4 separate regions of the Mus musculus genome follow, and all the other regions are linked to region 3. The links are chromatin loops, found by intact Hi-C in ENCODE. Cell type or tissue: heart. All regions are shown on one strand. Each heading gives the region's core, and the rest is flanking DNA. Links, peaks and the distances in the headings are about the cores only. Region 1 overlaps Mcf2l (mcf.2 transforming sequence-like). Region 2 overlaps Mcf2l (mcf.2 transforming sequence-like). Region 3 has its middle 12 kb from the start of Gm15353. Region 4 has its middle 8.3 kb from the start of 2810030D12Rik.

What was found. Peaks named below come from ENCODE experiments on the same cell type or tissue, not always from the same donor. Only the 100,000 strongest peaks of a DNase experiment are listed, where the experiment ranks them.
Region 1: a loop joins it to region 3, with 3 times the contacts of the local background. A loop is called at or near these places in 9 of 42 quality-filtered maps.
Region 2: it touches region 3 in a loop (2.2-fold over the local background); 5 of 42 quality-filtered maps call a loop at or near these places.
Region 4: a loop joins it to region 3, with 4 times the contacts of the local background. A loop is called at or near these places in 9 of 42 quality-filtered maps.

What each region holds. Positions count from the first base shown.
Region 1 is chr8:12,976,214-12,982,185 of GRCm38, forward strand. All of the region lies in intron 3 of Mcf2l (mcf.2 transforming sequence-like), which reads left to right. Among named protein-coding and RNA genes, the nearest start is that of Gm38671, 31 kb to the left of the region's middle. In heart, for the core only: a CTCF peak has its summit at 2,712 (motif pointing right); no DNase peak of the experiment used is centred there; H3K27me3 peaks cover 386 bases.
Region 2 is chr8:12,990,618-12,996,589 of GRCm38, forward strand. Mcf2l (mcf.2 transforming sequence-like) reads left to right here. Exons shown (of 31, transcript NM_178076.4): 5 at 3,212-3,331. Among named protein-coding and RNA genes, the nearest start is that of F7, 32 kb to the right of the region's middle. In heart, for the core only: a CTCF peak has its summit at 2,261; no DNase peak of the experiment used is centred there; H3K27ac peaks cover 1,108 bases.
Region 3 is chr8:12,893,649-12,899,620 of GRCm38, forward strand. It overlaps a transcript of Mcf2l not described here. Among named protein-coding and RNA genes, the nearest start is that of Gm15353, 12 kb to the left of the region's middle. In heart, for the core only: CTCF peaks have their summits at 2,063 and 3,043 (motif pointing right); DNase peaks (open chromatin) are centred at 3,062, 3,563 and 4,343; H3K27ac peaks cover 760 bases; H3K27me3 peaks cover 449 bases.
Region 4 is chr8:13,206,062-13,212,033 of GRCm38, forward strand. No RefSeq gene overlaps it. Among named protein-coding and RNA genes, the nearest start is that of 2810030D12Rik, 8.3 kb to the left of the region's middle. In heart, for the core only: a CTCF peak has its summit at 2,728 (motif pointing left); DNase peaks (open chromatin) are centred at 2,812, 3,100 and 3,900; H3K4me3 peaks cover 204 bases; H3K27ac peaks cover 4,464 bases.

The DNA.
Region 1 (5,972 bases), core at 553-5,552, 83 kb after region 3:
TGGGATACAGAGGCAGAACTCAGAGAGCGTAGATGCTGTCTTCTAGAATACCTGTTTGACTCTCCCTATTTGACTGGCCATTCACACAGTCCCCAAAGCAGCCAGATGTGCCATGCATTCAGATGGAAGTTTCCATGGAGTGTGAGTGTTCTGGGAGAGAGGGCGTGTGTGCAACCATGCGTGTGCTAAGCCACTGCCACGCTGGTGTTAAATGCCCAATCTCTGCCTCTGCTTCCTCCTCACCGGGAACCACAGATGAGGGTTGGTTAACCTCAAGATCCCACGTGTGGTGGGCAGTGTGACCCTGAGTCTCAGCTCGCCTTTCGCCCAGCCGCGCTTTAGGGGTGTCCTTCACATTGGCCTTGTTTACTGCTTTCTCCGCAGTGTAGATGGGCCAAGTGTACCTGCCTGTCAGCAGGCGGACTTGGGGGCCCATGCTTTCTTGGTTGGGGCCCTGCTGCCATGAAGGGCAGTTACTTGATTAATAGTAATCAATGCCTTCATGTTTCGTCCCTGTTGGTGACAGTCTCCTTGAGTCTCATGTACCCAGAGTCTGCTCCTCTGTCTGACTTGGGGTGACTTTTGCTATCTATCATGAAAGAACATGACCAAAAGCAACTTGGGGAGGAAAGGGCTTTGGCTCACCCTTTCACAGCACTGTGCAGTCATTGAAGGAAACCAGAACAGGAACCCAGAGGCGGGAGCTGATGCTGAGGCCGTGAAGGGGTGCTGCTTACAGGCTTGTTCCTGCGGCTTCCTCAGCCTGCTTTCTTATCGGACCCAGGACCATCAGCCCTGGGGATGGGACCACCCACAAGGAGGGCTGGACCCTCCTTCATCAATCACTAATTAAGAAAGTACCTCATCGGCTTGCCTGCAGCCTGATCCTGTCTCAGTGAGGCATTTTCTCAACTGAGAGTTCCTGATCCCAGAGGAGTCTAGCGCGTGTCAAGTTGATAAAAAATGATCCAGGACATCCTCCTGCTGTCCCTGCTGTTGTCTGTGACAATGCTTACCTGGATGGTCACCGTGTGTGGCTTCCAAGGGGAGCTCAGCCCCCACGGCCAGCTTTGGATCAGGACAAGAGGACTGCAGAGGACACTCACGTGGACAAGCCTGCCATCTCGTCCCTGGCTCTCACAGACTGCTCGAGACCTCGGCTTCCCACAGCAGCGTTTCATTTGTGAAGTCCAGTGCTTTGAGCGCTGAAAGCCTCTGAAGCTCCCAGGAGTCCCTGCGACTTCTGCTCTTGAAGACTCTCTGCAGGGACCTTCACATGCGGTCCCGCCCTGTTCTTCTGAGTCGCATTCTCCTAACCCCACCAGAGGCCACTTCCTCTCCATCACTCATTAGTTATCTTCCTCTGTAACTGCCATCCAGTGTGATAGTCACTGACCACGTGTGGCCGCTTAAAGTTAAAATGGAAGAAAACAAAGTAGTTGTTTCTGCTCACACATGGCTAGGGGCTGCCACACTGGGCAGCTGCAGTCTGTGACACGTGTCATGTAACCAGCACATGCCTGGCGTTCAGAGGCAAGGGCAGTGACTGTCCTGGTCTTTTGTTCAAGAGGAAGAAGAGCTGCCATCACCCTGCTAGAGTCTGTGCCATTGTACCATGCGGTAACTCGGGGAGGCACAAATAGTGGCTCTTGGTGGCCTTCCCCAGGCCCTTCCTCCACCCTGTCACACAGTGCCATTAGCTGCTATTCAGGGAGTTGACAGTGGCTGAGAGGGAGCCAGTGTGTCAGAATACTACTTGTTAATCCAAAGTAGAAGGGGTGCCTGAGGAGAAAGATCTTGGCAGCCTTGGGCAGCCCTCAGGGAGGACACTAACAAGTGCCCTGAAGCCACAATGGAGACAGTGAGTGGCAACTCCCCCACTACACACACACACACACACACACACACACACACGCATGTGCACATGCAACAATTTCTTTGTGAGGTGTGATGAGTTCTTTCTGAGCACAGATTGATTTGACAGAGCTCACAGGAGCTTTTGACAGAGAGACCAGGGAAAGTGAGGGCAGAGGCTCCTGAGCCAAGATGGCTGTGAGTTGGGTATATTCACACCATTTTTGACATCAGAGGCTCTGATTCTTCTCCAATGTTCAGAGAGGGGCTGGTTGTGCCCAGTGGCTGCTGCTGACCTGTGGGTTCCATCAGTCTCCCTGTCCTCCAGAGCCAGGAGTACTTTGATCATTGAGTGTTTGAGTCCCTCTGCCCTCCACCAGCGCATAGCATGCACCTGTGCCCCAGGGAGCCTTGGGGCTGGGGACACCGGCCCAGAGCCAGGCATAAGTAATACTATGCACAGGTGGGAGGAGCCCACCCTGTTCTGTGACCCCATCCCTGTTCCTGCCCAGAAGGACCAGGTCCCATGTGTTTCAGGAAAGTCTAATAAAACTGTGAGTCTGCTGGCTGACTCCAGGCATCCTCAGCCAATGCTAAAACAAACAAACAAACAAACAAACAAACAAAATCTGAACCCACAGGAGCCAACCAGGCAGCCTAGGGAAGATGGGTAACCTCGGGAATATGGCCTTATTGTCCTGGCGCTGCCCTTGTGCACTTACTGGGCCCTCACAAACTGTCCCTTTATGCTCTCTGGGCAGTCAGCTGTGAGGCCTGGGCACCTGGTAGGAGGAGCCCAGAGGGTAGTTAATGACCCACCTCCAGTGCCCTCCTGAATGTGCAGCTTCATACTGACCACACGAGGGCGCCATTAGTCAAACCATTGTCAAGTCAGGTTTACTGTGAGCCCCATGGCTCCTCTGTCTGGCCTGGTTTCACTTACTCCCCCTCCCCCACCCCTTCCATCCTTATAACTCCTTTGTAAATCTTGTACACTGTATTCCAACACCTGCTTTTAAATACCAGTGTCACTAAGACAGTGACACTTGGGTAGGACGAGACATTACACAATCAAGGGGACATGTCCCACTGGCAAGAGAGGTTCCATCTGTGGTGAACCTATCCTGAGACCCCTGGGCCTCTGGTCAGCTCACTCCAGCTGCCTCTCTCCAGGCCCCCACCCCCTCTGCTGATCTCACATGCCTGTTCCCTTCATCCAGGCACCACAGGGGAACATGTCGCCTTGACCAGCCCTCTACCAACCACTGGGATGCCAGTGTTCATGGATTCAGGTCGTGGGTTCTTAGTGCTGGTTGCTGTACCCCAGCCCCAACACCCGCTCACTCTTGCTGCTGGCCCTTGAGTGTTTACTGTTACCCATGATGCACCTACTGATGAGAACTATAAGGGCTAACTTCTCCTGGGCAGATGATGTCGATGACAAGCCAAGAAAGGTCCATCCAAGTCCGTCTTTTCAAAGTCATGCATTGTCTGGGTTTCTTACATGTTCATGGGTTACCCCCGAACAGCTGCACCACAGTAAAGGCAACCCCAAACCATGTAGAGCCAGACAGGATTATGTGCAGGGAGGCGGGTAGGAGCGGGGTGCCTAGAATCTCAGGTGGAGTCCAGTGACTCCCCCCACCCACTCCTTCTATGAGGGGATAGTAGGTCTGAGCTTGTGAGTACTCACAGGTGTTCTGATTTAAAGAGGGAAGCAACCACGCCATGCCCAGAGGACATAGCATGAGTTCTTGTAGGGCCTTTCTCACTGATGTCACAGGGCTTGGGGTATTTGACCTCTGCTGCCCCAAACCAATGTGAGATGGAGTAGGGCCTCCTGATGCCCCTACTGGGTCCAATGAGAAGATCCTGCTGAGCTAGGTCTTTGCGGAATTATGACCCAGCTGGGCATTTATGTCTGTTGCAGGACAGACCCTGGCTCTGTGCCTGTCACTCTATGACTGCTCTTTCTGTGGTGTTGACAGACCTCGGGCCTTCAAAACAATGGCCTCAAAGAAGGTTTCAGCAAATTCCACACTCCTGAAACAGCTTTTGTGAGACTTCTGGGCCTTTTTTTGATAAAGTAACCCTCAAATTTAGCTAGCATGCCCACCTCGGAAGCCTACCTTGCATGTTTTAGGGCTGAGGACCACAGTGGGGGGCAGGTCTCTATCTGAGGCCCCCATATGCTGCCTCCTCCAGTTCTTCACCTTTAGACAGCCATAGCTGTCTTTCAAGGCCCAGGGCAACTCCCTTCAGGAGCCCGAGGAGACCACCGCCATCCTCCTGAGGCCATATCCAGTGCCTGGCTTGCAAGAGACACTGTGAGGATGGGTCCACCTTCAGCTGAGCCTTCTCATCCTATACATTAGTGCTCCTGCTCCCTGGCATGTGAGGGAAGGAGGGAAATGTTGGCAACAGGAGGAGGGACTGCCTGAGCCCATGTCGAAGGACACAGGATAGGGCTGTGGCTTTCTGAGGCTGGAGGGTGCCAGTGATGGTAAGGAAAGTGAGGCTGCTTCATTCCAAGATTTCCTCAGTGAGTGTGACCCTAGGAGGCAGCCATTGTGTCCTAGTGACCAAGTGTGGTAGGTCCAACCATCTGGGCTCTGTGACAATGGGGGAAAAAAAAAAAACTTTTCGGTGCTTAACAAGATAGAGCCCCACCTTCACAGAGTCACCATGAAGCCTTGGCCAAGGACTGTGGCATTGTTAGTCCCACACCTGGCCCATAGCCACACAGAAAGTCAAAAGGTCCTCACCCAGAAAGTGGGGCCTGGTCCCAGCTGGCTGGAATCGTGATGGAACCTCTTGCCCCAGGAGTTCTCTGTACCCAACTGTGAGCTGCTGGGCAGAGGGAATGAGGATACAGGTGCCTGGCCAGGCTCAACTGCCAAGCCATCAACTAGCTACAGTGGGTAGACCATCCATAAATATACCTCTAAATGTTGATTTTAATGCATATGTATGCTATAAATTAATATGGTAGCTGCTTTTCTTTATCCTAGCGAATTCCCCAATAGTGATACAGAGAGATCAAGACTAGCTTAAGGCTTTACTGCAATACCTAGGCAGTCAAATGATATATTTTAACCCTCTTAGCTAATCTGGCTACCTCCCAGTTAAAACCCCATAATACTTGCATTTAGAGCTTTCCATGCTCTAACTGAACTCTCATGATGTCTGCTCTCTTCCCTCCTTGTGACTCAATCTGTTACTCTTCTTTCTCTCTCCTTCCCCTGGCTGGCACATGTCCCACCCTAGTCTCTCTTCTAGCCCAGGCATTGGCTAATCAGATTTGTTGACAAGGCAGATAATAAATGGTGAGCATTGTTTACATAAACTTGAAACAGGAGATTCTTGACTTAAGCGTTACAATGCTGTGTCCAGATTGAAACAAGATAGAGGGCAGAGAAATCAGCATTTGAATAGCACAATAACACAAGGATAATATTTAGGGACTGGTACCTGTGATGCTGACAATAGACTAAACCTCTGAAACTGTAAGCCAGCCCCAATTATAAGAGTTTTCCTTTATAAGAGTTGCTGTGGTCATGGTGTCTCTTCACACCAATAAAACACTAAGAGAGAAGTTGGTACCCAGAGTCGGGTATCACGGTGACAGGCCTGACCATGCTGCTCATTGGCAGAATGTGGACTTTGGATTAGGATCGCAGTTGAATGCTTTGAGAAGAGAGTAATGGGCCATACTGGTAGGAGCATGGGAGACAGTGGTTCTGCGAGCAATGTAGATTATGATGGCTCAGTGCAAGAGGTTTCAGAGGAGAATATTAATAAACCATTTCATATGATATTTTGGCAAAGAATGTGGCTGCTTTCTATCCTTGTCCAAAAAAATCTCCCTGAGGCTAAGTTGAAGAGTTTTTTAATTACTGGTGTTGGCAGAGGAGATTTCAAGACAATCTAGTATTGCTTGTGTTATGTGGTTATTAGTGGCCACTCTTATGCAGATCTATAATGAAAAGGAGCAAACTAATAAGCAGCACTCGTCCATGGCCTCTGCATCAGCTCCTGCTTCCAGATTCCTGCCCTGTTTGGGTTCCTATCTGACTTCCTTCACTGATGAACAATAAGAAGTGTAAGCCAAAATAAAC
Region 2 (5,972 bases), core at 332-5,331, 97 kb after region 3:
ACATGACAACTCACCTGCCTGCACATACATGCACACACTGCTTGCTGAGCCCATTTAATAACTGGTTACACAATTGTGGGAAGTTTTCCTCCAGTTCTTAGCTATGAGCCCACTGAGAATAAAGCTGTGTTGTTGTAAAACCGAGACCCTGTGGCAACGTGATATTAATATTGTTACGATTATGGCAGGAATAATTGTCTCTAAATCTAAAGATACACTATGGAAACAGTCTACTTCCTCCCAGAAATGCTTTTTTATATATTCTGTTAAAATCCAAGGTCGGTGACAAGTGATGAGAGCAGCCAGTTGTGCCATCTCAATGGTCTGTTTAGCTTTTGTTTTAGGTCTGGTAACACAGATACCTGTGAAGGCCGGAAGCCAGGAGCTTTGTAGAAACCCTGGGTTTGGTTTCCTTGCCTCCAGCTTCAGCTAGCCACCACAGCGGGGAACTTCCACAGTGGGTACTGGGCACCCATGTGCCCCATCAGGTCAAATCCCTGGACTTCTCCACTGGAAGATGGCTCTTCTGTCTGACGAGCATCTGTCATCTGTGCCATGCTTTGGGGCTAGCCTGCTGCTCAGCACTCTTCCTCCTGTGTCTGCAGATCTTTTGATTCCTACAGAAGCTGAGAGTATACTGAATGTTATTTTATAGGTGTTTCCTCATGTGGCCTTGCAGCAGGTGGTGCTGGGTCCCCATGGGCACCTCCCACTTAACCTGCAGGCACTTCTTTGCAGCTGTGCCCGCCCACCAATGATCCGGTGACTATTCTCTGTCCGGAGGGCAAATGTGGGCCCCATTGCCCCTATAAGAATGAGAAGTTATAAGCTGACCAGTAGAGTGCAGAAGATGCCTTCCAGGTCCCAGAGTGAGCTTTGTAGTCACGTTGTCCCCTATAGTTGTGACAGGAGCCAGCTGGAGCTTCTGCAGAGCAGAAAGAACATGCAAGCACCTGCTTGAGGTGGGTGGGGACGAGAAAGACAGCTGCTTCTCTGACAGTATCGTATTGTCCCATTTTCCTAACAGCTGCCGCCGATGCAACGATGCAACGTCTCTCCAGTTTGGGTGGCTGGATCCCCTTATGTTTGTTTGTCTGAGACTGACTGATGTCAAGTCAGTGAGGATGTGCTCCAGGTCGCCTGTGGGGAGCACGCATGGATGGGGGTGCAGATCCACCCTGAGATATCGGTCCCCGGAGACCTTGTGATTTATTAATACTGGTCTCATGCATGCACCTGTGGCTGGTGTCTGGAACCCTCATCAGAGGCCCTGGCCAGCATTTAGCCTCTCAGGAGGCATATCCAGGTCTTTCTGGCTGGTTAACACTGCCCGTTTCCATATTAGCTTCTGTTTGTTGGATGCTACCAGACAAGAGAGGTTGGCCTGGGGTCAGCTTGATGAAGCACAGGACACAGGCTGGGCACACATAACTCTGAGCCTTGAGGAAGACTTGGACCTCAGCTCAGGCGTCACTCAGAAAATAAGTGATACTTTATGTTAGAAACGTACTGCCACTTTACTGTTCAAAATTATTGAGTATTTTACAAAACACCAGGGTCAGATCTTCATCTGTCTACTTCTGTGTTTTAGAAATGAGGGTTTTATTTGACTTTCCCCAGCTTTGAACACAAAGGACGGAGTCTAGAGCAGAGGGTACTGTCTCTGCTGGAGCAGCGGATACTTCCTTACTCTGCTGCTGTTTGTGTAACAATAGTGGCTGGTGTGTGTCCTTGTGCAACCTCAAGACGCAGCTTACGTTCATCTTAATTCTTATATAATTATATGGAAATTCAATAGCTTAACAGAAACTAATGTAGATAAAAGGAAGACACAGTGGCTGCAAATGGGCCTGAAGGTCACCTCTGGCCAGTGGAGGGCACCTCACCCCGGGGCGTCTTGTACCTGGTAGGAATGGGGGGAGCTGTTTATCTTTTAAGGGTACAGGCATTTATCCCATCCTACAAAGCCAGTCTTCTGGGAGGTGTGGTTCTGGGTGACAAAGCTAATTGTAGTTTGGAGAAAGGTGACTCATTGTCACCTCGAGGAAAGCTGCCTGCCCCAGCAGTGGCTCCTTAAATAGTGGTGTCCGATTTCACAGAGAGGACGAGACTAACAACCCTTGTGTGACATTGCCCAGAGAGAGTCTGCCCCCGGCTTCTGCCTTTGCAGGGCTGTGTTCTGTCCTGAGTCTGAGTATTCGTCTTCACCCAAGGCATCAGGGACTAAGTCTGATAACTGGCACTGCCTGTGCATAGCTGCCTCCGGAGGGAGCAGCTGGACATGTGCCTGCAGCGTATAGGAAGGCTGTGGGCGGAGGCATGCCCTAGCAACCTCGCCATGGCAGGGCAGGGGCATGCCAGGCCACTGGGGCAAGAGTATGAACTGGAGGGTGCTGTCTGCAACAGGACCTCAGTCGTTCCCAGCACCTTGCCTCTCATTCCTGAAGAAGGAGCCCTGACCCAGCCCCTGCTTCTCATCCTACCTATGACTGAAAAGCATGAAATAGGCGAGCACCACCATGTCGCAGGCCCTGTGAGAACCAAGGGCCCGAGGTGCAACAAAAGAACGTTTTCTTCCAGGGCAAGGCCAGTGTCCACTTCTCTAAATGGAAGTCCAGCTGCAAGGGATGGGCGCTGATACACACTTTCCCGGGTGGGAGGTCCCGGTGTCCAGGACCACATGAGCTGGACTCACTCCCTCACCCATAATCAGTAACGAGGCAGGCATCAGCTTCAGTCACCATTTTGCAGATAGGAAAACATAGGCACTAACTTATGCAAGGTCAAACACCTCGCAAGAGGCAAGGAGTAACCACAAATGCTGAATTAGCTATTCAAGGCTGTGTATATGTGTGTGCATGCTGGGGGAGCTTATATTGATCTTGGTTCTAGGTGCTACACAATATATCTTCTTGCTTCCTCTTTTCTTTATGAGTCCATTAGTGCCCTGTGGCTGAAGTGATAAGATGGCACAGGTGGGGTGGCTTGAACAACAGATACATATTCTCTAGGCTGGAAGTCTGAGATTCGGGTGCCTGAAGTATGGAAGAGCCTTGCTCCATATGAGTCCATTCTGAGTACTCCACACTGGGAGTGGATCACCCTTTGACAGTGTCGATGCAGAAGCCCCACTGTCAGCTGCAGTGGCAGGCCCATTGCATGGCCTAGGCCACACGTGGCAAATGCTCCAGGCCCTCCTTGTGTCTTGCAGGCATCTTTCCCAGCCAACCTGCAGCTTGTCCTTGTTCTTCGGCCCACGGGCTTTTTCCAGAGGACTCTCTCGGACATTGCCTTCAAGTTCAACAGAGATGAGTTTAAGATGAAAGTGCCGGTGAGTGCTCGCTTGAGCCGTGTCAGCAGAAGCGAGCTTTAAGTACATTCTTGGCATGTGGTAAAGTCTCACAAAGTGACCTAGCAAATAAAACCCCAGAGATTTGGTTGGAAGCAACACTGCCCCTGAGCTCTGGCAGTGGAAGCTTAGTGGGCTCCACTTCCCTTGAGCCCTGCCCCGCCCAAGCTAGTGGTCCATCCATTCAAGGCAACAGCCTTGGGTAGGTCCCAGGGGATAACTGCATCAGAATACTGTAAGTCACCTACTGTCCTATGCCAGCCCACTGTGAGGGGCACACCCCAAACATCTCAGAGAAAGGGAGGCTGGTGGAGGGCATCTGTGTGTCCTGAGGCCATGGAGGGCACCTAAGCTGCTAGCCACACATGTGCTGGACCTCAGCCAGCCGCAACCCAGCAGGGGAGTTCCTCCCTTACCTCCATGTCTCCCACCAGCATGGGTCAGCCCTTCTCATCCCCCACTGAGAAAGGACCCTCGTGGTACTCTACTCCCCTCAAAAACCAAGACCAAGATAAACCAAGATAAAGTTCCTGAAAGCACACACTTCACAGCCGTGACTCCTGGCACCCAGGAGCTGCCAGAGAGTGACCCTAGGAGTCTGGTTCTTTTTCACAAAGAGAATGGGAGCACAGGGACCATTTGCCAGGCTGTGGGACCCACACACACACACACACACACACACACACACACACACACCAGCAGTGTCACCCAGATGGCTTTTGGAAATAGAATTTGGGCTGGTCGCTGTCCACAATGCTGTCTGCTGTGTCTCGGGTTTCAGGTGGCGGATACCTTCTCTTTCCCAACTGTCTAAAGCCTCTGTCCACCCCTCACACCAGCTCCCTGACTGGCTAGAGCCCTTCAAAGCAGCAACAATGGAGGCTGGGCTCGCTACCCACCCTGCCCTGCCCCTACAGCAGTCTTCCTCAAGAATCAGAGTAATGGCTAGGGAAGAATGCTCAGCCCCCCCCAAGTCCTGAAGGGGTGACTGTGACTCTCTAAGAGTCGAGAATTGGTAGCTCCGAGAATAACTGGCCCCCAGGTCTATGGGAAGATACTCAACCCCATGTCTCATGGCATCTCTTTCTAGACAGCCCACTTCTTAGACCTAGTCAAGGACAGAACCACTCTCTGCAATTGATCACCTAGCTAGAGGTCAAGTCCTGATCCCCAAACTAGATATGGGAGACACATTCATAGCTCTTGCTACTGAGCCCCATGGATGCTGGAGTGACACTCTGCCCCTCCCCTCTTATGATCAGATGACGTCAATGTGCCTGGCCCTTCCCCACCTTCAGCAAGTAAGCCACACTAACAACAGTTTCCCTTACTTCTGAACGTGATGGGAAAATAAGGTTGAGGCCATCTATGATAGTGTGTGGTCTCTTTTATAAAACTATTTCATCGTATTATGTTAATAGGTGTTAAAATGGGTTTACAGAAACTGTCCTGGCACCAGTAAGCTCACAGACCAATCTTAGATAAATTCTAGAATTATCGGAGAATTTGGCTTTTAGAAGGTATCTGATACCTTTTCCACTTTACTGATCTCATGGCAAGAGAGCTCTGTAGAAGCACTCTGGGCTCCTCACCTTCTCTGTTATGATTGGAAATGTATCACACACACACACACACACACACACACACACACACGTACTAAGGTTAAGGATAGAGGCTTCCTTGAGTTACCCAATCCGTCTTTGGCTTACTGGCTATGAGCCAAGGTTGCTTGGCAGCATGTGGATACATTTATTAGAAGAACCAAGAGAAAATGGAGCAGCTCTGTGAGAACTCTGTTTTCCAGCTCAAACTGAGAGTCTAATGCTTTTGTATCTGGCCGTCGTACTTCAGTGGGGACCTAACATCTAGACTGCTTCTCAGCACTGGGAATGGCTCCTTGCTGGGAAACTCGGTTCCCAGCAACCCTGACTTCCGCCCAGAAGTCACCAGAGCATTTTCTCTATTGTAACAACCAGGTTGTCTCTAGACATCCCCAGTAGAGAGCCCCCGCTTTACACTGACTCAGTGTTGAATAATAGATGTCAGGGTATCAAATAACATCTGCACCGAGCCTTTGGAAGTTTATTCTGTAGTATCTGCCTGACAGCTTACAAAGCAAAGTCTTTATTTTCATCTAAAACTCATGGTAGAATGGCCTCAGAAAGGACAAGAGAAAGGTGAGGGCCAGCTACAGATGAAGAGCTTGGCTGGCTGCTGCGACCACACAAAGTAGGACCCTTTCGGAACTGTCAATCTAATGAGAGGGGAGTCTGTCTGGCTCTGCTGCTAAATTGATTCTCACCAGTGCCTAAAATGATGTTAGTGGCGTTCTCATCAGGAACCAGCATAAACTGGTTTCTTAGGAAGCAAAACTCTATTCCCTCAGCATACTGAGCTCCTTGCCAGAGAAAGTACTGCCACCCGTGGCTCATGTCCAGTGGCCTCACTGAGTCCCCACCATCTCCCAGTGAGATCTGTCAGAATGTGCCCATCGTATAGATGAGGAAACCAAGGAACAATTTGAATAAGAGGCTTGCATGGGGCCTGTCGACCAGAGGGCGGAGCTGGCCCCATTCAAGTCAGAAGCCAGAGCCACTGTGACGTCCGGGGCAGGGTGCCTGAT
Region 3 (5,972 bases), core at 332-5,331:
TCCTGCTGGGCATGGTTCCGGCGATGCCCACTTCATAGCATCAACCATGCCTCCACAATTCTAAGGGACCTATATAGCCAGGACCGCAATTCCTCTAGCCAGGAAGACTTGATGTTTTCCATCATAAAACTGTTAGGTCTTTAGGAAAAGCCTGACTCTTTATGTAAGTCTTGCTGTGTTTTATACTAATGTGAAACTAAGCAGCTATCACCATTCTTCCTCGTGTGTCTGTGGGTACAGGAGACGTCTTCTACAACACTGCCTCCAATTCTGGGCACGTGGAAAGACGCTGTATTTGAGCTAAGCTGAATGTGGAACTCTGTTGGACTTCCACCAGGTGAACCAGATGGCCTTCCGGGTGTCCACTGCCCACGGCCAGCTCAGGCAAAGGGAGCCCTGGCTGCCTGTTGGCTATGTAGGTCAGCTCTCCATGGGTCTCAGGACTGCATCAAAATCGATGACTTTGACTTCAAACTTGAAACCTTACGTGCCAATCACTTAGTACAAGTCTTCTCTTAAGTATGCACACACATCTGAAATAGTAGTTGCAGGCAGACTTATATATAGTTCGGTGTGTTGCTGTGACTGTCAAAACAGCTACAGGATGGCATTGTGTACCCCCTGTACCAGTGATGTATATGGGCCAGATGTCAGTGGTGGGACTGTGAGCATGGGAGCACTGGCCCTCCTGTGGGCATGCACATGGGAGCACTGGCCCTCCTGTGGGCATGCACATGGGAGCACTGGCCCACCTGTGGGCATGTTCTGCCTTGTAACTGTTGAGCAACCCTAGGTCAGGCAGCATCACACCTCAGAGACGGATCTTCTTGCTTTGGGGGTTGCAAGTTCCTAGGCCGCCCACCTCCTGGACAGTGATCCATAAGAGGATGACCCAGGACCCTCTACGATGTACAGGGTGTGGAGATGATGGCCACCTGCAGCTGCCTCTGTGGTGCCACACAGGGTAAATGTTTGCTCCCATCATACCAGCATTCGGGAGGCTGATGCAGGAGGACTGCCACTAGTCCAGTGTGGGCTACATGGTGTGACTTTCAAAAAGGAGTGGACAATAAGCAAGGTGATGACCTTTGCAGCCATAGCTGCAAGGCGGCTTAAGAATGTGGGATGTGGTCCCAGCCCTCTCGGGCCACACAGGAACTGCTGCTGCACTGTGCTCTGCCCACGATGCAGGTGAGCTGGGGTCTGATCGTCCTAGTTAGGAATTCCATGGCCTGTGCCCTGAACAGAGCTGGCGCCTCCCTAGTGCATAAGCTCATAATCATTTGGTCACAGTGGAGCCCTGCCTGTCCGAGCTCCCTGTCCTGCCTTGTGAATCCAGGGAGCAGGTCCAGATCCGGTTTCTTTCCAGGCAGGGAAAGCTGCTGGCCAGTCCCAAGGAGGCCTCTGAGATAGCATGCCAAGAAATGTCATCTGGGGCATGTGTCACCATCTTGCATCAGGAGAAGGGAGGTGTGTCCATGACAGATCCACTGCTCCTACCCACCCCCTCCACCATATCTCCCATTCCCCTTTTACTCAGGACTGCACATCTGCCAGTACCCTGCTTGGGAGCTGGCTGTGGGCAGAATTCCCTGACTAAGTCTCTTTGAGAAGGAAGGAACCTCTGCATGGAGAGGTATCAGGGCCTCCCTCCTTAGCAGCAGGCGTGATGGTGGGGGCAGGCGATAGCAGCAACCCCATGGCTATGAGGACAAGGGGGACATGCTGAGCAGCCTGGGTAAGGAGCTGCAGTGAGCCCGGGGCCTGGGTGTGTCACTGAGATGCCTCTGATGCCATAACAGAACATCTGCTGTAGAAGCTGTGCTCAGGACTAAAGCCACTGTCAGAGTCAGCGCTCTCCGTGGGAGGCAGGTTCATCCCCATGACCTGGCTTCCTTCCTGGCAGCTTTCTGAAGCATCGCCCACTGAGAGGCCTGTCCCTGTCCTGGTCGGTGAAGCTTTGATGACGAGATAGTAGCCACAGCCCAGAGAGGAGCTTGGGGACCAGAGAGTATGTCTGTATGTCTACAGAACGGTCCTGTGTCCGACCAGATGCAGTACTCCTCACAGCAGACAGGTGGCTGTGTCCCTTTCCTTCAGAAATTAAACCCACTTCCCACTTCCGGTTACCTTTAATAGTCAACTTGACCCAATCTAGAATCACTGGTGAAGAATGCCGCTATGAGGGATTGTCTAGATCAGATTTGCTATGGGCATGCCTATGGGAGATGTCTTGATGCTAAATGATGAAGAAGACCAAATCCAACAGTGGGTGGGCTCCATCCCCTGTGTCTGGGCCCTGAATGGTACACATGGGCAGAGAGGCAGAGCGGATACAACTAACTGCTTCAGGTACCCGCTGTGACTTCCCTACAGGATGGACAGTGTGCCCTGGAAGAAAGCCAAATAAACACCTGTGGTTTTAATTTCCAAAGCCTACTTTTAATGATGGTTCTCAAATGCTTTAACCTCCCTTTTAGCCCACCACCCACCAGAGGTAGTGAAAAGAAAGGACGTGGGGTAAGTGGACCTGTTTAGAAGTGGTTCTTTGGAGCAAATCCCATCTGCGTTGTCAGGAAATCAGCAGTTCAGTTCACAGGTTGGCAGCGGCTTCTTGATCCATTCACAAACTCTTCACAGATACACCAGCAGTCCAGTTCAGTAGTGTTGGGACAGCAGTAGGGGCACGACCTAGCAGAAACAGCCAGGCCTCAGTCAAATTGGCATGAGTCAGCAGGACGAACCAGCAGCAACACCAGGAGATGTTCTTGGCTGTGCCTCCTCTCTCAGCGAAGTAAGAATCATCAAAGAAGCAAGATCAACAGGCGTTGCACAACTAGCTCTATAAGCAAGCCCAGCTCAGCGCCCGATGATGTCGTTCCCCCCCTTGCTCCCCACTGTCTGTGGAGTCCTATTTATCTCTGAGGATGTCCTCTGCTTACCAGAGGAGCCGGGTGGAGGGATGTAGGGAGTGTGGGTGCCATCCTGGGTCTATCTACCAGGTACCCTCCACTATAAGCTGCTTTAACCCAAAGTGCTCACTAGGGGGCAGAGTAACCACAGCCAGCCACTGCTTCCGCATTGGACGAGACTGGTTTTTGGGAATCTCCCTAAGAATGTTTGTGCACATCTCTGAAGATGCAGTCATCCATGTACGGGCGCCAAACCCAGGCTTCTCACACAGGATTTTGTGGAGAAAAGTGAAATGAACCTTATCTCTGCACTCAGTCTGTGTATGCTTGCATGCCACTCACAGAGCTGACAGCTATACAGCCATCCCTCAGCCACAGAGCCAGGGCTAGAGGGACCCACCTGCCAAGTGCAAAGACTTAGACTGGGGGAGGGGGGAGGGGGACACTGAGGGGCAGGCTGCAGTCTGAGGTGCTCAATGTTCAGTGCCCAGGTTCCACCTGCCTGGGTTTCCAGTTTCTTCCCCTGGGAAGGAAATGACACAGCCCCCAATGAGGCCTGTGGTAGCCTCAGCTGTGCAGTGAGCCAGCATGGACCTTCTGGAAGTTTCCTTCACCGGTGTGTGGGAGGCACTGTGGTGGAGTGAAGAGTCTGCTAAGGGCTACAGGGCTATGTGTAGGGTTGCTTAGGAACGGGGAAGAGAAGGATGGCGGATGGGGGATGGTGCGTGGCTATAATCCAAGGGTCAGAAGACCACTCAGTTTTTATTCTTTCTGCCTCTCCCAGACAAGGAGGCTGGAGGAAGGCTAAATCGGCATGGGCAGGTGTGGTCAGTCAGGTTTGGGGCAACTAGGAAGATGGAAGCAGCCAGTGTTTTTCTCAGCCAGCGTTCAGGGGTGTTGACTGGTTGGGCCAGGGGCACTTTAAGTGGGCTTTGCCATCAACAGTGACCTTGTGTCTGTCATTCCTTCCTGAGAGAACAGACTGGTGTTCTGCTCTGGACCCTGATCTTTGTCCATTTTGTTTGTTGAAGTTTTAGAGTTTTCAATGGCTGTGCTGAAAGCTCATTGCCCCGTTCCCTACCCACACTTTGCTGTGAATGGCTGGAATCTTGCTCTGACTAGATCCAAGACCCTCCTACGTATGTCCCAAGATCCCCCAGTATGTGTGTCTAAGATTCTGCTTCTTCCCTTCAGGACTCCATGTCCGACCCCCGGGGACATAACTACCACACACACAAGGCATAGAACAGCCTTGGTAGCCAGCCCTCTGCTGTAGCTTTCTTCCGAGCCCCGTGCTGATACGCATGCTTTATCTCTGGGAATAAACACCATAAGCAAGTCCTGCCAACAGACGCTGGTACATCGGGTCCTGTTTCATGCTGAGGTCCCAGAGGCAGGCAGAGATCTGTGCCTGTTCTCCAGTCCCTCAAGACTCCTCTGAGAGGAAAGCAAACCTGAGGTTACCTGGAGGTCACAGTTTCCTCTGAAGCAGAGGAACCGGCAGGACAATGAACTTTGTTCTCTTGGGGAACGAGCTCGCCAGGGACCTGGAAGCTGGATATACTGACAGTTGCCTAAGAAAAGCTCCAGAGGAGAGATTAAGTGTGGCTTCCCAAATAGTGGGGAGACCTGCTTGTCCCTCGGCCATTCAATGCAGTGCCCTGTAACGGGGAATGGAAGGCATGCCGAGACCTCTTGTCCCAGGAGCCATGGGAGTTCTGGGCTTTCCTTTCATTTCTCATACCCTGGATTTGGAACTAGCCTAGTCTGTTTGTGAGACTGTGATAAAAGGCCTCAAACTGAACATCTTATAAAGGATAGAAGTTCTAGAGGTCAGGCAGTCTGAGGTCAGCACTGAGTGGGAGCCTTGCTGAGTCACGCCCCCACACACGCCAGCTTAAGGCAGAAAGACAACTGGGAGAAACACCAAGGAAGGAAGAGCATCCCACGAGCAGAGGAGGAGTGAGCCTGGCTCTGCTACCTATAAAACCGCACACCTTAGGGAAAACCTAGGGGTCTGGGACACCTACATCCATCTTACGAAGAGTCAAGCCACGTTCTTGATCTGGATTCTTACTCTGCTGCCCGGCCAAGGCAGAGTGGGTCTACAGAGGACCCCCGAAGGATTAAATGAAAGACGTGGAATCTCAGAAGAGATCCCGCAGGCCTGACCTTTGGCTCAGGTACAGAAGCTCAAGGAAGGAGGAGAGCTTTCCCAGGTGACATCAGAGAAGCTGGACATACAGAGGTGACTGGGCAAGAACCTACATTTTAATTAAAAATGAGATGCCAAACCATAAAACCTTGAGGAAAACCAGGAAGCAGTATTTACAACCCGGAACTGAACCAGCTCTTCCATTTAATGCCAAAGACACCCATTAAAGGAAAACTTGATACATTTGACCTTATCAAATCTCAAATTTTGTGCTTTGTGGACAGTCATGTTAAGCAGAACTGAAGATAAGCTCTAGACTGGGAGGAAAGATACACAAACCACACACCTAGGGAGAAACAAGACAGCCTCAGACTCAGCCACAGGAGTGGACAGCCCTGTTGAGTGGCAGCTGAACGGGTCACCTGTCCTCACCCAGAAGAACAGCTAACACTGAAAGCGGTGACCATTCGAACGCCAGAGAACTTGGTGAGACAGGCTCGCCTGTGCGCTGGGGCAGACATCATGGCAACTTTGAAGAGAAAGCATGCAGATTTTCCAGAGGTGGTGAAGGTCACGCTCCTGGGGACTCATTCCGAGAGGCGGATGGGCATGCTTGATCGCCCAAATGCACGTTTATGATTCGCTTTATAACCTGTAACGAAACCAGATGTCCCTCGGTAGATGATAGGTTAGACCTATGGAATACATACCATGACTCAGCCAAGAGGGAGGGAGCATGGGGCCTCTTCTCTGAGGGACCTCTGTAGAAGCCCCCCAGTAAGAAGACAGCTTCCAAGGAGCCTGTGCTATAGGACCCTAATCACACAGCATCCTTCCTGTTGTACAGTGGAACAACAGAAGCAGAGCTAGGGTCGTTGGAGCAGAGGGCACAGGGAGGGGCTAGG
Region 4 (5,972 bases), core at 589-5,588, 310 kb after region 3:
GGTGGCAGCATGACCAACCTCAGGTCCCCATGCCTTTGAGCTGGCGACTTCATCCCTGTGAGATCCTGAAGTCTGGGGCTGGAGAGATGGCTCAGGGGTTAAGAGCACTGAAAGAGGCACTGACTGCTCTTCCAAAGGTCCTGAGTTCAAATCCCAGCAACCACATGGTGGCTCACAACCATCCATAATGAGATCTGACAAGCCCTCTTGTTGTGTCTGAAGACAGTTACAGTGTACTTACATATAATAAATAATTCTATAAAAAAAAAGAGAGAGAGATCCTGAAGTCACCGAATGTAGAGTCACCTGAGCAGATGCAAAAGGCACTCCCAGCGCCTGGCAGCCCATCCCCTGAGATTGTATCCAAGGGAACTTTAAAGAAAGCAAACAGGTTTAGGGTGGTGAATGGGTGGGGCTTGGGGAAGCTGGGTGGGTCCAGACCTGCCAGTTCCCTGAATGGATCTCCGAAGGGTCATCATGAAGCTGGGGACTGGCTCCAAATGCAGCTTGTAAAACAGAGTGTGTGTTAGTCATATAAAATAATGGGTTTCCTTCTGACATCACCGTGCACGTGCTTTATAACCTACTGGCCCAGAGCTGACCCCCATCCTTGTAGGCAGAGCCTACTCCCATCAGCCTCTTGTGGCCTGATTATCTCTGTGGGGAGGTTAGCAAGTAGGAGACAAGCATCTGTCCCTTTTAAGGACACCACACTGTTTTTTACCATATTCTTCCCTGGGTGGAATTGCCTTGACAGCATTCTGAAGGCCCTTGAGAGAGATTAGAGATGAAAGTCTCTGAAGCTGCTAATCCCATGATTTGGGAGGCAGAGGCAGGGGAATTACTAGTTTGAGAGGAGTATGAGTAAGATTTTGTCTGGGGATTGGGAGAAGAGGAGTGGAAGGGGGAAGGAGGAGGAAGAAGGAAGGAGAGAGAAGAGGGGGAGGGGAGGGGAGAGGGGGAGGGGAAGGAGGCAGGGGTGGGGAGAGGAGTAGGAAAAGAAAAAGCTAGGCAGACAACCTATTGACAATTCCCTGGGGGACAGAAGACCTCTCTGGTTCAGAGTTTGGGTCACTGTGGTTCTCCACCTCTGGACAGCATGACCAGACAGAACACAGCCCTGTCATGGAAAGCCAAAGGAAAAGCACATTTCCCTAGCAGTCCTGTGGAAGGACTGTCATCCAGATATTCCCACCACACACCCTGCCTCTCCTCCCATGGCTTCAGGATAACGAGATGATATTGTTTCTTTTTTCTTTTTGACTTCTACATTTCATGTAAATGTATGCCTATCTCAATTAGGTTTTGACAGTTCTTGGGGAATATGCACGAAATTTCCCAGAAAGGAGTTGCTTTTTCAAGTTGAACCTTCTGCGAGGAGACTGATCAACCAATGTGGAGAGGTTGGAATGTTGCAAGTTCAGAGCCAACTTATCTCAGGCCATCTTTAATCTCTCCTGACAGTCCTCGAAGCTATGTGACAGAGGTGGAGCACCTGGAATGCATAGAGAACCAGGTTCCCTTTGGAAAATATTCACTCGCTTCCACCAGCCCAAACCCGAAGGTACCATCAGTACGTGAGGCCTACAACAGGGTTCTCTGTTTTCCTGTAGCCAGCCTCTCTGATGCTCCCAACAATGTATTTGAAAAGCACCTTGATTCATTTTTATTTATTTATGACTTTATTCCATTACTAGAGAAACTTCGTAAAACTGCTTCCACACTGTTAACCCAGAATTTAGGGGAAACTAACTCTCTCTGGGTTCCATGGTCACGGCCATGGTCACTCACATTTATCTCCAAAATAAACGTCTCTTATCTTCTCTGAGAGAGGGAGAGAGAGAGAGAAAGTGTTATGGTTTTGATTTGATAGGAGTTTGAGGCCAGCCTGGGTTTGAGACATGAGGTCCTGTCTCAAAATAAAGAGAAATAATAAAAATTAAAACAGAGCCAGCAAGTAGGCTCAGGAGGTTAAAAAACCAAATGTTCACATAACCTCATGGCCTGAGCCCCATCCCCAGAGCCCGTGTAAATAAGCCAGATACAATGGCTGACATCTGTAACCCCAGCAGCTCTATGTCAAGACGAAAGATGGAGACAGAAGCTCTTGGGCCAGCTTACCTGGAGCACACTACATGCCAGAAACAAGAAGGGAAACCCTGCCCCAAAACCAGTGGAAGAAGAGAATCGACTCTTGAAAGTGGTCCTCTGACCTTCACACACACAGTGTGGCACTCATACACCCACACTCACACGAGCACACACATGTGCACACACAGTGATAATAAAATGTTAAAATAGACCAGTATAGCTAGTCATGGCGGCTCATGACTAGATCACGTATAGATCAGGTATAGCTAGTCATGCCTGGACTAGGGATGCTGAGGCAGAAGGATTATGAATTTGAGGCCAGCCTGGGCTATATAGGAGTTCATGGCCAACCTGGGCCACCTAGTGAGACTATATCTTGAAGAAGAGGAGGGGCTGGCTCAGTGGTTAAGAGCACCAACTGCTCTTTCAGAGGTCCTGAGTTCAATTCCCAGCAACCACATGGTGGCTCACAACCATCTATAATGGGATCTGATGCCTTCTTCTGGTTCTGGTGTGTTTGAAAATAGCTACAGTATACTCATGTACATAAAATAAATAATTCAGAGAGAGAGAGAGAGAGAGAGAATTGAAGGAGCAGGGTACAGGCTTTGACTGCCACCTTCTGGGTGTGAGCAGCCAGCCTTGGCAGTGTCTGTTTAGACACAGGAACAGTGGGACCATCTAGGGACAACAGTGCCTCTGGCTTTCTTGCCCTGCTGCAGAACAGTGACTAAGCACATTTGGAGACTGTGGTCCCTGTAAGGAAATGCTACTTCTGAGATACCTAAATATGAAAACTAATAGGTTGCAGTATTTATCAGCCTTGGAAATGAGACACTGAGAAAGGCTTGGTCCAGCTTCCAGGGTTGGGTCTATGTCTTGGTGGGTTTAACGGAATCCTGGGTGGTGTCAGGCCTCCGGAAAATGCAGAATTGTCAGCCTCACCCTGTTCCTTGAAGAAGTCACCTGCTCCTCCCCACAGGGAACATCTGTGCCAAGAGGCTCCTCCCCCATGGAGAATGCGACTCTCCCTGCCTCTCCCCTGTCAGCTGGCCAGAGCAGCCTGGAGAGCATCCGTCAGCTTGCCAGCTGCACGCCTGCCCTTCTTTCTCAATCTAGCTTAAGTTTAATTTAATATTTTTGATTTGCATAGAAAGTAACAGGTGCCCTCGTGACATTTTTCAAACATGCTTGCTTTTGGTTGACCAACCTCTCCCCCTGCTCCTGCCCATCTCCCTGATTTGGGTTTATTTCTTTGTTTTACATTCATTTGTGTTATTATTTATTGTGTGCCTGTGTGCACATATACATGCACAGGTGCACATGCATGTTCTTGCACACACACATGTGGAAGTCAGAGGGCAGCTCCCTGGAGACAGTTCTCTTATCCAACAATCTCTTCCACAGTGTGGGGTTCAGGTATTGAACTCAGATAGTCAGACTACATAGCCCTGGCTGGTTTCACACTTCTGGTGATTCTCCGGCTTCAGACTCTTGGATGCTGGGATTACAAGCATGCACCTATAGCAAGCCATGCCCTCCCTGTGCATTAGCATCTGGTACATAATCTTGGGGACTGGTGTGTCGTAAACACACACGTCAAGCACAGCGGGCAGCTTGGCCATTTGTCAAGTAGCAGCCTGGTGTCTTTGTGGCGTAGACTGGAGGTGGCACTGGGAAGCCAGGGACTAACCCTGAATGAAGCTGACTTAATTAGGGTTCTTGTTCTTGATGTAAGGTCAAAGCAAGAAGCTCAGATGCCCATAAAGGGTGGCCTGCACTCCAGTGGGGACTAACCTCACAAGTTCTGAGCACTGGGACTCTGGCCTGTTTATTTTTAGAAGCTGTTGACATTTATCAACAGCCAGTTCCACCCCTGCCACTCCTTAAGCCAAAGCCTTACTTACAGCTGTCTGAAAGCATAGGCAAAAGACAGTGTTGGCTCCCAGCCTCTCCCACCCCTACTGAATCCTGTCCACCAATGTCAGGGCTGCACTGTGTTTTGTTTGTTTGTTTGTTTTTATTTTTATTAATTTTTAAATATTATTTTTTTCCATTTTTTATTAGGTATTTAGCTCATTTACATTTCCAATGCTATACCAAAAGTCCCCCATACCCACCCACCCCCACTCCCCTACCCACCCACTCCCTCTTTTTGGCCCTGGCGTTCCCCTGTAGTGGGGCATATAAAGTTTGCGTGTCCAATGGGCCTCTCTTTCCAGTGATGGCCGACTAGGCCATCTTTTGATACATATGCAGCTAGAGTTAAGAGCTCCGGGGTACTGGTTATTTAAATATTATTTATTTATTTATTATTATTTATATGCGTACACTATAGCTGACTTTAGATACACCCCAGAGCTTGAGCTATGAGCCACTCCACATGGGTGCTGGGATTCCACCTCCAGCCCGGTTGACTGAGCAGTCCTTTAGCGGCTGATCCATCTTCCCAGCCCATACCCTCTTAAAGCTGGCAGAGTACAAACAACAGCTTTGGGATCGTCCTGAGTGTGGACTAAAGACTGGCTCAATAGCTGCGCATCCATCCCCACCATCCCCTTCTTCCCACAGCACAGCTCGGCTTCCTGCTCTGCACAGGCACTGCCACTCCTGTGTGCTGTCTGTCCATCCAGATGCCTCACCTGATAGAACCCTGCTCACTTTCCTCTGTGTTTTTTTATTTCCTTCATCTTCTGTCATCAAGGGTGATGGGAGTGTAGGTCCCAGGGTGTGAACATGGTTTTGTTACTTTTTGTTTCAGCGTGGACACAGTTTTGTTACTTTTGTCTCAGGCGCTTCACCAGATGCACTCGGGCTGTTCCATTTCTTCTGAGTTATTGGCTAAGTTCCCACTTGGTAGGTCAGGGTCTGCAGAAGAAAGCTCCACCACAGAAGACTGCGAGGAGCGTCCGCAAGGGGCTCAGCGACTCGGAAGAGCTCTGAGTATGCAAATAGAACACTTTGATTTTCTTCTGTCAGAGTCATCGAAAAGACGAGCATACTTTCGTATTTAATTTTTTTTCTTCTATGTATTTATTTGTTGATTTGTTTTGGGGGGCACCGAACACAATGGTGCAGAGGTGGAGGAACAACTTTCAGGGGTCAGTTCTCTCCTTTTGCGGGAGCAGAAGATAAACATCATCCCTAGAAGGCAGAGAGATATGGGAAAGGTCACAGAGAGAGAATCATGGTGGCAAACGGGTTCTCCCGACCTGAGACCAAAAAAAAAAAAAAAAAAAAAGGCCTGGGGATGCTATGGGGGTGTTGGGGGGGGGGATCCTTCCAGCGCTCCCGTTCCCGTTCAAGCTGGTCAGATATGTACAAGGCCTGTCCTAAGCATGCTTACCCAAAGTGTGGGCATATATACTCCCCTTTCTTTGTTTAAACGGAACAGCCCACTATCAGGGGAGGGGAATTTGCCCTGTGCTACCAAAACAACAGAACAATTTAAAAGACCTAGGTTGGCCCAGGGAATTTAGCTATCAGTGTCCTCTCTGTTTTGCAGAGAGTCTTTCTCTCTGTACTTTACTCTCTGACTCTCTCTGTTTCTCTCTCTCTGCCTCTGTCTCTCTGTTTCTAATTCTCTCTCTGTGTGTTATTTGTGTTTTTGTGTACCTATGTGTGTGTGCATTCTTCGCTTGTAATAAATTTTGTCAGCCGGGTGTGGTGGCGCAAGCCTTCAATCTCAGCACTCGGGAGGCAGAGGCAGGCGGATTTCTGAGTTCGAGGCCAGCCTGGTCTACAAAGTGAGTTCCAGGACAGCCAGCGCTATACAGAGAAACCCTGTCTCGGAAAAACAAAAACAAAAACAAACAAACAAACAAAAAACAATAAATAAATAAATAAATAAATTTTGTTGCCTGTTGCTGCTGCTGTGTTTG